Linked DNA regions of Homo sapiens: region 1 is linked to region 2. A link is a contact called in ENCODE Hi-C or POLR2A ChIA-PET data. All regions are on one chromosome and are shown on one strand. The core of a region is the stretch at or near the end of the contact, and the rest is flanking DNA. Distances in the headings are between cores, read along the strand shown. Region 1 has its middle 49 kb from the start of LINC01822. Region 2 holds the start of LINC01822 (long intergenic non-protein coding RNA 1822).

Evidence for each region. A loop is a pair of places that touch in the nucleus more often than their neighbours do. ChIA-PET counts read pairs that join two places held with the same protein, here RNA polymerase II (POLR2A). Pooled maps may share reads with other maps.
Region 1: a map of heart right ventricle shows a loop between it and region 2 (16-fold over the local background). The contact joins the enhancer-like site here to the promoter of LINC01822 in region 2. A Hi-C loop is called at or near these places in 4 of 168 maps with a recorded cell type or tissue (Right ventricle myocardium inferior, heart right ventricle and left cardiac atrium) and 4 of 50 pooled maps. POLR2A ChIA-PET finds 5 or more read pairs at or near these places in 2 of 52 experiments (BJ and HEK293).

What each region holds. Positions count from the first base shown.
Region 1 is chr2:21,755,329-21,763,174 of GRCh38, reverse strand. No RefSeq gene overlaps it. Among named protein-coding and RNA genes, the nearest start is that of LINC01822, 49 kb to the right of the region's middle. Within about 2 kb of position 5,319, at least 2 of the 41 ENCODE cell types and tissues checked have a DNase peak (open chromatin) inside an H3K27ac peak, as active enhancers do; they include heart right ventricle, where a contact is called at or near this core.
Region 2 is chr2:21,707,867-21,714,968 of GRCh38, reverse strand. It overlaps LINC01822 (long intergenic non-protein coding RNA 1822), which reads left to right and starts at 4,317. Exons shown (of 3, transcript NR_038837.1): 1 at 4,317-4,374; 2 at 4,643-4,820.

The sequences.
Region 1 (7,846 bases), core at 4,070-6,569, 47 kb before region 2:
TTATTCTGTAACTATGTATCAATAAGTAATTTTGACTTTCAAGTCTTGTTATTTAAGAAACACATTTTGTAAGACCATAACTGCCATTGATAGTGATTCCTTTCATGGATCTAGGCAAAGCAAATTGAAAACCTTCTGTAAAGAATTTACCATTCAAGATGTCATTAGAAACATTTATAACTCATAAGAAGAAGTCAAAATGTCAACATTAACAGGAGTTTGTGATACAGACAGGAGGCAGTGAAATACTGGATAGAAGAGGGTGGTTCCCTGGCAAAGGCCCTACCCTCAAGCCTGGAAACCTTTGGCCCCGAGAACAGGCATTCCTGTTTTAGCACCCAAAGGTTGCCTTTTCTTAGACCACTCTGGCCTGCCACACCCCTATGCTGTGCCCACATAAACCCCAAGCTCCACGAGCAGAGGTACAGAAGAGCAGAGGAGCTGCAGAGTGGCATGTCAGAGAAGGAGAGAAGAGAAGGAGCACCTGAACATCGAGAGGAGTTCGGCTGGGGATGGTCTGAGAGGAGACTGGATGCGGGACGGCTGAACTCCAAGGGGAGATCATCGTTCCACTCCAACCCTGTTCCAGCTCCCCATCCATCCCACTGAGAAACACCTTCATCACTCAGTGAAATCTCAGCATTCACCATCCTTTAAGTCCAGGTGACCTAATTCTTCCTGGATGCCGGACAAGGACCTGAATATCTAGAGGGCAGGGTGTAAAAGGCTGTCATCCTGACTCTCCACTGAGCTGGTTTAACATTTAGCCATCTGCAAATGGCAACTGCTGAAAGAAAACTAATTGCAACACACCGCTAGACTCTACTACGGGGCCAGAGCTCAAAAGCACTTGCCCTGGCTCCTGCACCGGGCTGTCTTCATGTTCCCCCTGCCATAAGGGGTTTGAGGAAGCAGAGCAAATGAGCCTCACTCCTGTTAGAAGTCCCATGAGGAGGTCAGGGAACTTTCCAGTTTCATTTGGAAGAAGCTAATTCCAACTTCATAGATGATTTTGAGAGGTTCAAGATTTCAGTGGAAAAAACTAATTGCAGATGTGGGAGAAATAGCAAGAGAACTAGAATTAGAAGTGGAGCATGGAGAACTGACTGGGTTGCTGCAACCTCATAATAAAATTGAATGAATGAAAAGTTGCTTCTAAGAAATGAACAAAGAAAGTTTCTTGAGGTGGAATCTACTTTTGGTGAACATGCTGTGAACATTGTTGAAATGACAACAAAGGTATTAGAACATTCCACAAACAGTCAATAAAGCAGCAGCAGGGTTCGAGAAGACTGATTCCAATTTTGAAAGACGTTCTCCTGTGGGTAAAATGCTATCAAATAGCAGTACATGCTACACAGAAATCTTTTGTGATAGGAAGAGTCAATTGATGTGGCAAACCTCATTGCTCTCATCTTTTCAAAAGTTGCCACAGCCACTCCAGCCTTCAGCAACCATTACCCTGATCAGTCAGCAGACATCAGTATGGAGGCAAGACTTTCCACCAGCCAAAAGATTGGGACTCACTAAAGGCTCAGATGACTGTTAGCATTTTTTAGCAATAAAGTATTTAAGTTAAGATATGTACATTGGTTTTTTGCCATAGTGCTATTTCACACTTAATTAACTGCAGGATAGTGTAAACATAACTTTTGAATGCACTGGGAAACCAAAAAATTCACACGACACTTTATGATACTATTCGCTTTATTGTGGTGGTCTGAACCTTAACCCACAACATCTCTGAGGCATGCCTGTATATTGTATATTCTATTAAAATTAAAAATAAATTGAAGAATAAGAAAATATGAGATATAAGAGTAAAGACACTAATAACACAGTAAAGCTTTGTGATATATAAAAAGATTGAAATAACATGCCAAATAATCTTAACATAGGAAGTTATCAGGGAAGGAAATAAGAGGTAATTATAAGCACTTGAAGCCTTTATCTAGGAGTATGTCTAAAAATTGACCTTAGATCAATGTTTAAGAAATATAAGATGAAAAATGTATGTTAAATGTTTATGATAAGCACTATAGGGATAATTAGTATGTTAAGTTGCCAGAAAAATTATGTTGATCTGAAAAAAAAGAGAAAAGAAGAGCGGAAAGAAGAAATTAACAACATAACAAAAAAGAGTAAATTGAAATAAAAAAATGATAAACATAAACTATATTCACAGGTTTAAATCGATTATTTTTTTTTCTTAAACAGAGAACCACAGTCAAAGTAAGAAAAAACATGTATTCCAATTACAGGGGTGATGCCTAAAACAATGTGTCAGTATGTGAAAATAAATGCAAAAAAAAGCTACAACAGGAAAAGACAAGCAGGAAGAAAAAAAAAGGCATACAGATACAGATTTTACTACAAAAATAAAATTTAAAGTGAAAAGCAACAAACAAAAATGATTTAAATGTATTCAAGAAGGATAAAACTAAATAGAAAAATACATAAAATATTCTAAAGATGTCAACTATATGTCTAAAATGTTACTAAGTGTATATCTGCTGCTGGGTTCTGCCAAATTTTTAGGCAACAGTGTATTACTATGTAATACAAGTTAGGTTCTAAATCCTCATCCAATTATCCAGTTAATTCCTGGGTAATACAGTGATGGAAAGCCTCCCAATTTAGGTTATAAGACTGGCAAAACTATGATGTTGAAACAGTAAGGGTAGTACCAAAAGTTAAAACTCTAATCTACTATCGCTTAAAAATGTAGATGAAAAAAATGTTACATACAATAGTACTGGACAGAATTTGGCAGTAAAATAAATGTATAAAGGAATAAAGCATAAAGAATAACACATTGAGACCAAGTGCGTTCAACTCAAGAATATAAGTACTGGTCAATATTAGGATTGAAAAAACAACCACCACCTAAATGTGGCTAATCATTACAGGAAGTAACCATTGCAGTGATACAGGCCAAAAAATAAGAGAAAGATCGTACACAATGTAGATGCAAGCTGAGGGAGTTCACAGGAAAAAAAAAACAAAAAACAAAACACCAGAGCACACATAGAGGATGTACCCTTGGGTTGGAAGAGAAGCTCATTCTCTAAAACTGTAGGGAAGAAGTAACTGTGATGGGAATATGGGTAAGTTTAAATACACTGTAGAAGGGCTGAAAGTTGAGGGTAATCATGCAAAAGCTATTCAACCACCTTCCCCAAATTAAAAATAGATTTTGCACTACAAGTTCTGGGCTTGTGGTTTGAGTGGGTTATTGAGTGGGTTTGAGTGAGTTGAGTGTGGTTTATCATTCCCCTCAAGTAGTAAACATTTAAAGATTGCTTTTAGGGAAATGGAAAAGGAAGCCAACAGCTGCAAAGTAAAAGGCCAGTCAGAATTACTGAAGTTCCTGCTGGAATTGGAGGATTAATTAATATGGTCATTATTAGTATTAATCAGAAGAGTTGCAAAACTTGCTTGTTTTTAAAGCCATGTGACCGATGTTATTGTTCTAGAGGTGAAAGTGTAATTATTCTTTAGCTTTATTCTCTGATTAGGAAAAATGTTTTCACGGGCCTTTTCTATGTGAAAGAATGGCTCTAAAACAACACAGATGAAAAAAATAAAAAAGTGAAAGAGAAAATGCTCTAAACATCATACTTGCTTCAAGGTGTGGAGCTATGGATTTGGGATATTCCGCAAGAGAGGACCCTGGGATTTGGCCATGAGTGACCAAGAAAGGAGCTGTAATCTGAGGGAGGAGCATGGTTAAGCGCAACTCTGTGTTCTGTGTCATAAAAATGACAGTCGAGGTTTCTGTGAAGAGGACTGGATGGCAAATTTTAGGAGCTGTCATATCTAATGATGTCTATTTTTAATATCTTTTCTGCATTCTGATTCCCTTTTTTATCTTCATACCTTAGAAATTAACAATAACAACTTTTATTCATGATGCTTTGGAAGGAAGTTGTCATACGCCTCTTCAAGTATTGGGACCAAAGTAGATTAGAACAAGTTCAGAGACCACCAGGTAATCAGGAGAAAGAAAGAACATCAGGCAAGAGCAAAAGGTGGCAGGTAGCACCCCAGACATGTTAGTTTCCCCTCAAAGATGCCTAGAAATGCTAATGGAGACATAATAATTTTAATAATACAATAATTTTCTGGACATATAGGATGGAGACTCAATACTTAGAATTTTGGAGGAAAAGGGATAACAGAAACTCTGAAAACCTAAAAGTTTTCTAATTATCTTAATTAGTAGTGACACCAAAACAAAGCATGATTTCTGAGTTCAAAGGCCATACAAATATTCTGTGGTCAGCCATCCATGGGATCATGCAAATGTGATGTAAAAGAAAAGGAGAGCAGTTACTAGAGTCTCAATTTAAAGCATGTTTAGGAACACGGAGTTGTTTGTGTCACCCATGCCCCAGGAAGTAGGTGCTCCATCACCAGCTGCACAAATGCTTCCTTAGATTCATGACAGGTTTTACCTTATCTGAGAAAAAAATAAAACAAGTTTTCCCAAAAGATGACTTCTTTGAATGCCATGAAGATGTAATTGCAAAATATCAATTATAATATGGACACATTGGTCCCACTTTCCTTAGAATAAGATTCAGGGATCTGTAAAATTCCAGGGTCAGCTATAGAAGAGATTCCATTCTCTGACCCCAAAAAACATCTATCTAAGGAGGAGGATGGATTCCAGATAATATTTTTCCAGACTACTTTAACTCCTGCAAGTCAGCTGGGGTTTACTTGGGTCAACAATTCAAGCAGCAGGGGCCCCTAGAGCATTATCTTTTCTTTGATCCTAGCAACGCCATGTGGATTGATTTTAAGGTATGCCTGTTCTTCAAAAGGCTTGATCTCTAGCTTAAGAATGTGAGCTAAGTAGGGATTTTATAGGAATTTTTGTGGCTTTAGGAAATAAAACATAAGAGACTCCCTGCCTCTTACAGTCTTCTGTAAATCTCCGTCTCTAATTGTTTCTCCCCTTCAAAGCAAATTCCCATGCACTTCATAATGCAGAGTCTCCAACAGGCATGTGTCTAATTACTCTCCGCCATCCAGGCGCAGTTCAGAATGAAATGATTAGCAGTATTTGTTGTCAGGTTGTCTCCGGGAGATGACAATTTATATCAAATCACTATGTGTCAAAAATAGGAGGCCGTGCCAAGGTGGAAACGCAATTCCACAGTTCCCAAAAGTGGATAAAATTCTCAGCTCGACGTGTGACGTTAATGTGTTTGCTGCTTAGAGAGAGGGATCTGGCCTTTTCAGGCAGCCAGACTCTCTCTTGCACCACCACCCACCAGCTGATAAAGCAAGTTGCATTTGCCCAAAGCTATTTGCTGTGATTATTCAGAGCCCTCCTCACTCGCTCCCCACCTGCTCTCTCTCCAATCCCATCTCTGCCAACTCAGAGCTCCTGGCTGTACTCTTCAAACTTAATACTCCCTTTTGCCTTCTGGGCTTTTCTTCTTTTTAGCATCTAACTAGCAACTAGCCCTTTCAAACTCCAGCTTGAACTTGGTCCCAGACTCTTCTATACTACCTTTACTATGATATTCTCAGAAACCAAGCCCTGGGACCAACAGTTTGTATGTATAAAGCCAAGGCTATGTCCTCCCTGACTCCCTTGTGATGGAATTCAGGATTATTTTTATTTTCTGAATAATGTTACATTTGCTTTAAAGGTTATCCATTAAAAGACATATTTCTCATAATAAAAACCCCAGGTTCAATGGACACACAGGTGAATTCTCAAAACTATTATGGAAGAAGTAAAACAAATATTTTATAAATTCTTTTACAAAATAGAAAAGGAATTCTTTCTTACTTTTTATCAGGCCAGCATAACCTTGTGCTATAGCCTGAATGTTTTTGTTCCTCCAAAATTAAAATGTTGAAATCTTAATTCCAACCTGATGTAGTAGGAGGTGGAGCCTACCTATGGGAGGTGATTAGGTTTCACCCTAATGAACAGGATTAGTGCCCTTATAAAAGAAACCTGAGGTCTCCCTCGCTCCTTCAGTCATGTGAGGACACAGAGAGAAGACGATTGTCTGTGAACCAGGAAGCTGGCCCTCACCATTTATAGAGGCCCTCAGCCTCCAGAACTGTGAGAAATAAATTTGTTGTTTATAAGCCACCCAAGCATATGGTCTTTTTGTTATAGTAGCCAGAATGAACTAAAACATCTTGATTCTTTTTTTAATAGAACATTTGACATTGATTGAAAATGTTCATGTAGAAAGGAAAGAGGAGAGCAGCTACAAGCCAGAACCAAACGTCAATTTAGTTCTTTTTGTAACAGCTTTATTGTCTATTACCTTGATCATGGTGATGGTATTGTAAGTGTTTGCATATGCTCAAACTCAACAAATTGTACACATTAAATATGTGCCGTTCTTTGTATATCAGTTATCCAACAGCATCACTCTTAACAAATGTAAAAACAAGGCAAGGCAAAACAACTTAACCATAATAGGAATTGGGGGTCATTCTCTTCTACCATTCTATCATACTCCCAAGGACCTTGTTACTATATTGCTGTGACTCACCATTTCCAGGTAACACAAAAGAATTATACCACCTTCTCTTTCAAGTTTTTTGTCATTTTCTGTCCTCTAGTGTGGCAGTCCCCAACCTTTTTGGTATGAGGGACTAGTTTCGTGGAAGATAATTTTTTCACAGTGAGCAGGGAGGGGGATGGTTTTGGGATAAAACTGTTCCACCTCAGATCATCAGGCATTAGATTCTCATAAGAAAACGCAACTTAGATCCCTTGCACGCACAGCTCACAGTAGGGTTTGTGCGCCTACAAGATTCTAATGCTGCTGCTGATCTGACAGGAGGCGGGGCTCAGGTGGTAATGCTGGCTCACCTCTGATCTGACAGGAGGTGACGCTCAGGCAGTGATGCTGGAAGCCATTAGCCTTCTGCTGTGCAGCCCAGCCCCTAACAGGCCACAACTGGTACAGGCCCACAGCCTGGGAGTTGGGAACACCTGTTGATATTAATTCTATTAATAGTTACATAAAGAAAATAAGTCACTCCACCGATTGAATCTCCCCTCCAACTTTGATTATACTTTTCCTGTATCATTTAGCAACCTCTTAATCCTACTTTTCAATACGTATCACCAAAACAGGAGGACTTTATTAAGAACAGAGAGATCTACCAAGATAAGATGAAGAGCCAGGAATGATACCATTTGCTTCTGAACCCTTTTGACCTTTTGGAAAAGGAGAGAGGGGATAGGAAATGCACAATGTCTTTCAACATTTGCTCCCCTGAGCGCTTCCTCACTTGTGTTCAGAACTCACAAGAGTTTGTTTTCTTCCTTTGTTGTAATCACAAATATCCCAAAGATGGCAAATTTCAAGAAAGAAAAGTATCTTCAAATGATATCGATTGTGACTAAGCAGCTACTCTCAATCTATCTGAGACAACATTATGATTTCTGGGTTGCATTTTGGAGAATAGCATCAGCAATTATAAGGTATACAATTTGATCATAGAATAAGTGGTTGAAATTCAGGAAATTGCAGGGAAGCTATCCTTGAAATCAAATATTTCATTTGATCCTCTACTATTTCTTAAATCATCATTCATACCAAGATGATGCACTTGTTTTTTTTGTTTTTTTGGTTTTTTTGGTTTTTTTTTTTTTGAGACAGGATCTCTCTTGTCTCCCAGGCTGGAATGCAGTAGTACAATCATGGCTCACTGCAGCCTCTGCTTCCTGGGCTCAAGCAATCCTCCACCTGAGCCTGCTGAGTAGCTAGGACTATAGGCACCCACCACTACACCTATTTTTTTTTTTTCTGTATTTTTTGTAGAAACAGGGTTTCATCGTGTTGCCCAGGCTGGT
Region 2 (7,102 bases), core at 3,068-5,567:
AATAGTGAAAAAAGTATGTATTCCTGAGCACCCAATTTGACGTACTTTTATACTAAAATAGCACCAAATTATATTAAAGTGGAGATAATTGCTTTGATAATTTGTATTAGCTATTGATACATAAAATAACAATGCATTTTTCTTGTATTTTTAGTCTATAATCTAGCTGGTTACTTACTGTCAATAAACACTTGTGTAGATACGAGATACTGTACACTTAAGAAATACTAACAAAACATTTGACCCATGGAGCACAATGGCAGCTACTCAGGAGGCTGAGGCAGGAGGATCATTTGAGGTAAGGAATTTGAGGTTGCAGTGAGCTATGATTATGCCACTGCACTCCATCCTGGGTGACAGAGGGAGGGCTCTGTCTCTAAAACAAACAATCAAAAAACATTTTACCCAACGTTTGTGAAGTCACCCTTTCATTAAAAATCTGAATCAATTTCTAAAGTACAAAATGAATCAATAGAAATAATACAAATTATATCACACTTTCAAAGAGTTTTTTATTATAATGATCATTCTGCATGAAATTACCATTGCAGTAAATTGTGAAAATTTGAGTATTCTTAGTCAAGCACAAAATATAACACACAACAACTATAAAGCTGAGATCCTTTTATGGTAATCAGATACTCATGAAGTCTACACAATTCAAATGCAAAGCAGTATTCTTTGGCTGAGTTTTGAGAATTCTTGACAGTCAAATTGGTGTACATTGGGGTATCACGATACATGACTTCCATAATCAGAGTCACGACACTCAGGCTAAGAAGCAGAATGTACATAGATACAAAGAAAATTAGTTACTGGGAAGATATAGCCAAGGGATTCGCCTCAATTCTCCAATTATGCATACAAGGAAAAGTAGGTGGAAAGTCTGAGAGTGAAATTTAAGAGACATGAAGGAGAGATTCAGAAAATCCAGCTAAAGAGAACAGAAAGTAGAATAAGAAAGCATCAAAAAATAACTGAAGATACAAATCTTCTGATTTAAAGGTCAAGCAAGATTTTTTTTAAAGATCATATGTAGATACTTCAATGACTTGAAAATGAAGGTTTAGAGAAAGATATGCCAAGCAAAAGATGAGGGAAGAAAAGATGATATGATAGAGTTAAAATAAGATTAAATAGAATGCAAAGGAATACAGGGTTGTAAACTAGACAAAATAAAACGTACAAATGGATTCACCCAAAAAGCTATAATATTTTAAGATATTTTAAAATTGCTATTATAGCTTTGAAATATTTAAAACAATCTCATTAAAAAACACGAGAATGAGAAATCCATAATCATTACTGAAGAATTTAGTGTCATCTCCCTGTATTGGACAAAACAAATAGATAAATAAAAGCAAATAAGGGTATCAAGAATTAAATAAAACAACCACATTGCAAATAGAAAGTCTTACCCTGAAAAATAAAGCACCATACCCTGCAAATGGAAAATAAACATTCATTCAAATACACATGAAACATATTCTCATATATGATGGCTTAAAAAAGAGCTCAGTAAATTATAACCATATTCTTCAAGTGCAGGCAGCCAAAAAAATACAAATTAAACATAAATTAGACTACCATAGAATCTATTAACTTGGGAAGTTTTACACTGTCTTTTAAATAACTATTGAGTTGAAAAGGCAATATAAAAAGCAATCTGGTTAGAAAGGGAGCTTCAAAACTCTATTTGTAAAGCACTTTATTTAAGAAGGAGAAAAATCTCTGCCTATGTCAAATAGAAGGTTTGAAGACCCTGAAGGGGTTTACGGGAATCTAGATTTCTGCTCTCTCTTACACTTTCCATCACATATGCTCTAAAACCAAACAAATAAAACCCCCAAAACTAACCTATGATAATCAACTACTGATCAGCTTTGAAGAAAGGAACACTTTTATGCACTAATGATAAGACTTTACATTGGTAATTCTTTAAGAAGGTCAACTCTGTATCGGCAATAATTGAAAGTGTGCATACCTTTTGATCTAACACTCTTTGGAAACTAAAAATCAGTACTCACATATGTACAAATATTGTATAGTTAAGAATAGTCTTTGCAGCACTACTTTTACTTTTACTAGTAAATAGGAAACAAAGAACTATAAATCAATGGAGAAATGTTTACATAAATGATGTTTAACCCATTCTATGAAATATGAGGCAGATTTTGTTCTATTTTGCTTTATTTTTTATTTATTTAATAATTAAGGATAACTATATGTTTCAATGCTGAAGTAAATTCAGACATTATCAAATGAAAAATGCAAGTTTTAAAATGGTACATATCATGTGAGCTCATTGAAAAGATATATATTTGTGTAGATACAGATATTTAGAAAAACTTAAGAAGACATGATAGACATATTTGAAGGCATGGGGAAAATCCCCAGAACAATATACAGTGAAATGTGAACATCTGAATTTCCTGACATGGGTATCTGAAGGAGAGTCTTAGGAAGCACTTTCATATCTTGATTCTGAATATTTAAGTAGTACCTGGATCTTAAAAAGTGAAAAATGTATTTACATATTATAGCTGAATAAGCACACAAAATTATTACACTGTAATAGTCAATTGGTATCCATGGGTTCCACATCTATTTGGAGTCAACCGATTTGTGAACTGAAAATATTCAGAAGAAATATGGATGGTTGTATCTGTCTGAACATGTGCAGACATTTTTTCTTGTCATTACTCCTGAAACAATACAGTATAACAACTATTTACCCAGCATTTAAATTGTATTAGGTATTTTAAGTAATCTTGAGATGACTTAGAATATATGAGATGATGACATAGTTTATGCAAATACCACATCATTTTACACAAGGGACTTGAGGACCCACAGATTTTGCTATCATTGGGAGTCCTGGAAAATGCAAAGTAGCAAAAAAGCAGAATAAAAATCACTAAAATTACACAATTTACTGGTAGCAAGCACAGTGCACCGTATACATACTGTTTTCTTTGAAAATTTTGAAATCAAGCACTGTGGTTCTTCTATTTGTCTAGAATCTCCTTCATCTTGCATATCTCATGTCAGAGGCCTGAATAGTGACAACTGATATTCAGAACAACGATAATGACTCGCAAGAGCATCAGGCAGAAAATAAATACTCAATTTCTTCATTAGACTCCACTTAATAAAGTGTAAAGTGGATTAAGACATTTTAAGACTTTCTACAAAAGTTGATATGTACAAAATATTAGTATCTCTCTATTATCAAAAAAAGTCCAAGAATACCATTGAATTATTTCCACTTGTGCAGCAGACTTCTTCCCCAAGTCTCACACTTCAAACAAATAGCTCCACCAATTTAGTATCACCTTTCTTTCATTCAATAAGGAGTCCTCTTTCCCTCACATTCCACGTCCAGTTCAAATTCCATGGCTCTTCTCTGCAAATATATTCTGAGCTAATCCTTTTCTTACCATATCTTGCAGCAGTAGTGCTGCAAAGAATATTCTTAACTATCTAATATTTACACATGTGTGAGTATTGCTTTTTTAGTTTCCAAAGAGTGTTAGATCAAAAGTTGTTAGATCAAAATTTTCAAAGAAAACAATATGTATACGATGCATTGTGCTTGCTACCAGTAAATTTTGTGTAATTTTAGTGATTTTTTTTTCTGCTTTTTTGCTGCTTTGTATTTTCCAGGACTCCCAGTGATAGCCCCATTCAAGCCAACCATATTCTACCAAGACTTCGGCTATGGTCTCTGTACTCTACTTTCTCCAAGATCTTTTCTTCACGAAGGACCCAGCCTTTATCCTGTTTGGTTTTCCCCAAAGCAAGTAGCTTACCTGGTGAAAGGTAATACAAGCAGACACTAGCTGTCAATCTAACTAAAACGTAGGCTCTTTCAGACCAGGGATCTTGTCTTGTTCAGTACTTTGGTCTCTATGGTGCCAAAAAGAGTGACATGCACGTGTAATGTAACTCTGGCACTCCAGGAAAACCTTTATAAATGAAAGAGCAAGAAATAGATTGTGGGGGAATTGCTTAAGAAGTTCAGGAGTGAAAGTAGCTTGGACTATGGTGATGGTGGTAGAAAGAAAAGCAATCAAATGTAAAAGAGTTTGGAGGTAAAATACTCAGAACTGCTGACAGATTGGATAGCAGGCATGAGGAAAGGGACAGTGATATGATTTGGTTGGTTCGTCACCTAGATCTCATCTTGAATTGTAGCTCCCATAATCCCCACGTGTTGTGGGAGGGACCTGATGGGAAGTAATGGAATCATGAGGTTCCTGTGCTGTTCTCATGACAGTGAGTAAGTCTCACGAGATCTGATGGTTTTATAAAGGGTAGTTCCCCTGCACTCCTGTTAAGAAGGACATGTTTGCTTCCCTTTCCACCATATTGGTAAGTTTCCTGAGGTCTCCACAGCCATGCTAAACTGTGAGTCAATTAAACCTCTTTCCTTTATTAATTACCCAGTGTTTGGTATGTCTTTATTAGCAGCATGATAACAGACTAATACAGAAAGTGTTAGGAGCCAGGTATAAAAACGGGATAGATCGCTGTGCCCTTGACTGAGATAGAGTACATTGAAACGTGTCCAGGATGTGGGATGGGAGACAGCCAGGTAGTGGAAGGTGGAAGGTGACTTTCACAATCAATTTCTTTCCAGAGAGAAGACTGTTCTCTGGTCAAGTTTGTGCTTCTGGGAACATCTCATCAAACGTCCTGCCAGCGGGCTTAGTACTGGAATTTGAATATGGGCTTCTCTTTTCATCAACCAGCTGTGTTGCTGTCAGCTTTTATCTCGGGCTGGACACTTTGGAGTGTTTAACTGAAAGTGATGAAAGGTAAGTCAGGCATGACCAGGCTGCTGCCATAATATCCAAGAAGTTGTATATTGTTAACCCAATTTGAGAGTTTTTTTTTTTTAATGAATGTGTTTAAAGTACATTTATTTTCAAAACTCTGCCTATATTAAATTCTGTAATCCTGTTTCACGCTTTCTGGGTGTGCTTTTTCTGTTTTGTTTTTGCCACTTTGCTCTTTCATCTGGCTCAGCATTTGACCACATGGGCTATATTTTTAAATAATTTTCTATGGGATTTTGGCATGTTGACAAACATGTAATTCTCCTAGTGACGAGTTTCAGATTTTGTTAAATGGCAGTCAAACCTATATTTAAGTAATTATCAAAATTAAGAATAAAACAATAACTTTGCATCTCCTCTTAGGGAGGATTACAAATTTAATATGCAACATTTTATTTCTCTGTTCATCATGTTCCAGCCTCATAACACAGTCATCAAGCTAGAAATACAGAAGGCATCACTGAGCCCTTCTTACCCATTTTACCCTTCAGCCTATCCATGAGTTACTTAATTCTATTTTCACAGCTGAACATTTCTCACATCCATCCTGTTTTCTGCTGTAACTACTCCCTTCTATCCTGAGTCTTTGTTATTTCTTACCCAGACTTTGGCAATAGCCTTTCAACTAGTCTCCTTTTCTCTAGTACACCCTCTGAGAAGTAAACAGTGCTTCATGTCACATGAAAATTTTCCTTACCCTACAAAAAACTCTTCAGTGATGTTCTATCACCTCAGAATAAAGTGTCTACTTCACAACATGGCACACACAGTCGTTGAAACTCACTTTTGCCCACTTTTCTGGCCCTGAGCTTCTTAACTCCCACCTTGGATTTCTTTGATCCAGAAACAAGAAACTGTGTATTTTCCCATAGAATATTATCTGGTTATTATTATATATTCCTCCACATTGTCCTGCTGTCTTGAATAGCTATGCTTTCCATCTCCCTTCATCTAGTGCTTGGACATAATTCATTATTTACATCTCATATTGTCTTGGATGCCTGCTCCCATAGACACATTAAGCCCTTAACCAATACTTTGCCTTGCTTTGGTGCTACAACAAACCTACATTATGTCCATCACTGACTTTGCCATATATTAAACAATTATATTTTTATGTGCTTTTTCCAATAGATTTTTAGCCCCTTGAGGGAAAGGACTATATTTTGCTATCTCTTTCTTATCAAAGTACTAAACAATATATATAATAACTTTCTAGCAATATATTAAGTGCTCAGTGTTATTAAATGTATTTTTGCTTCAAAACATGGCAAGACTATCTGAAAACTGCAATTTATTTTTACAGGATAGGAAAATATTCTGCTGTGATTTTGTTGTTTCAGCTTCATTTGTTCTGCTTTCCTCTCTGGGGACCCCTATTATTCATATACTAGCTCTCTGGTCTTTGCTCTCCTATCTATTCTTTTCTTTCTTCATATTCATTCCTGTGACCTTTTTCTTCATTCCGATGTTTACCTATACAACACTGATTTGCTGTTTTTTGTAGTGGAAGTTCTGTACTTTATTCTTTCTTATGAGGATTTAATTTTACTCCTTTCTTTCCCCCGGGATCTGTTTAGTGGGGTTTTTTGTTTTTGTTTTTTAATTTTATCTCGAAAGAGACCACTTTGGTGGTAGAGACCAGCTGTTCTGTGTGACCTCTTGCAAATAATTTGCCCTGGCCGAGCTTCAGTTATCTCATCTGTAAAATGGACACAGTAAATGTGCCTGCCTCATGGGTTTGTTGTCAGGATTAAATTGAACAAAATGTAAAAAACACTTGAAACTAAGCATGTTATAATGTTGGAAGAAAGGACATACCACCCCACTGCTGATGTTTTCTTCCATTTAACCACGCACCCAATGGAGAAATACTTCCATCCCTCTCCTCTCCATCTTTTTTCCTCCCTTCCAGTTGCCTGAAGGATAGGTGAGGGATAAATTCTCATCCCCTTTTCTCGCTTCCTTTAGGAATTTCCTTGCCTACTTGAAGAGAGCAGACACGTTTTCTTGATTGCTCTTGGTCAAAGTTTAACTTTTTAATAAATATGTTACTCTGATTTACTTACTGTTTCTTCCACTACCTCTTCCTTGGTTCAAACTCAGGTGGAAAAAAAAAAAAAAAAGCAGTGTGTCTGTTGGGTCACCTTAAATTCCCAGTATCTGGTTTATTAGGCTGGGCATCTTAAAGAAAAGAATTTGGAATGCATTCTGAGAGATACAAATTATGTCTGGAGTTTGATGCTTATGGCACAGCTGAT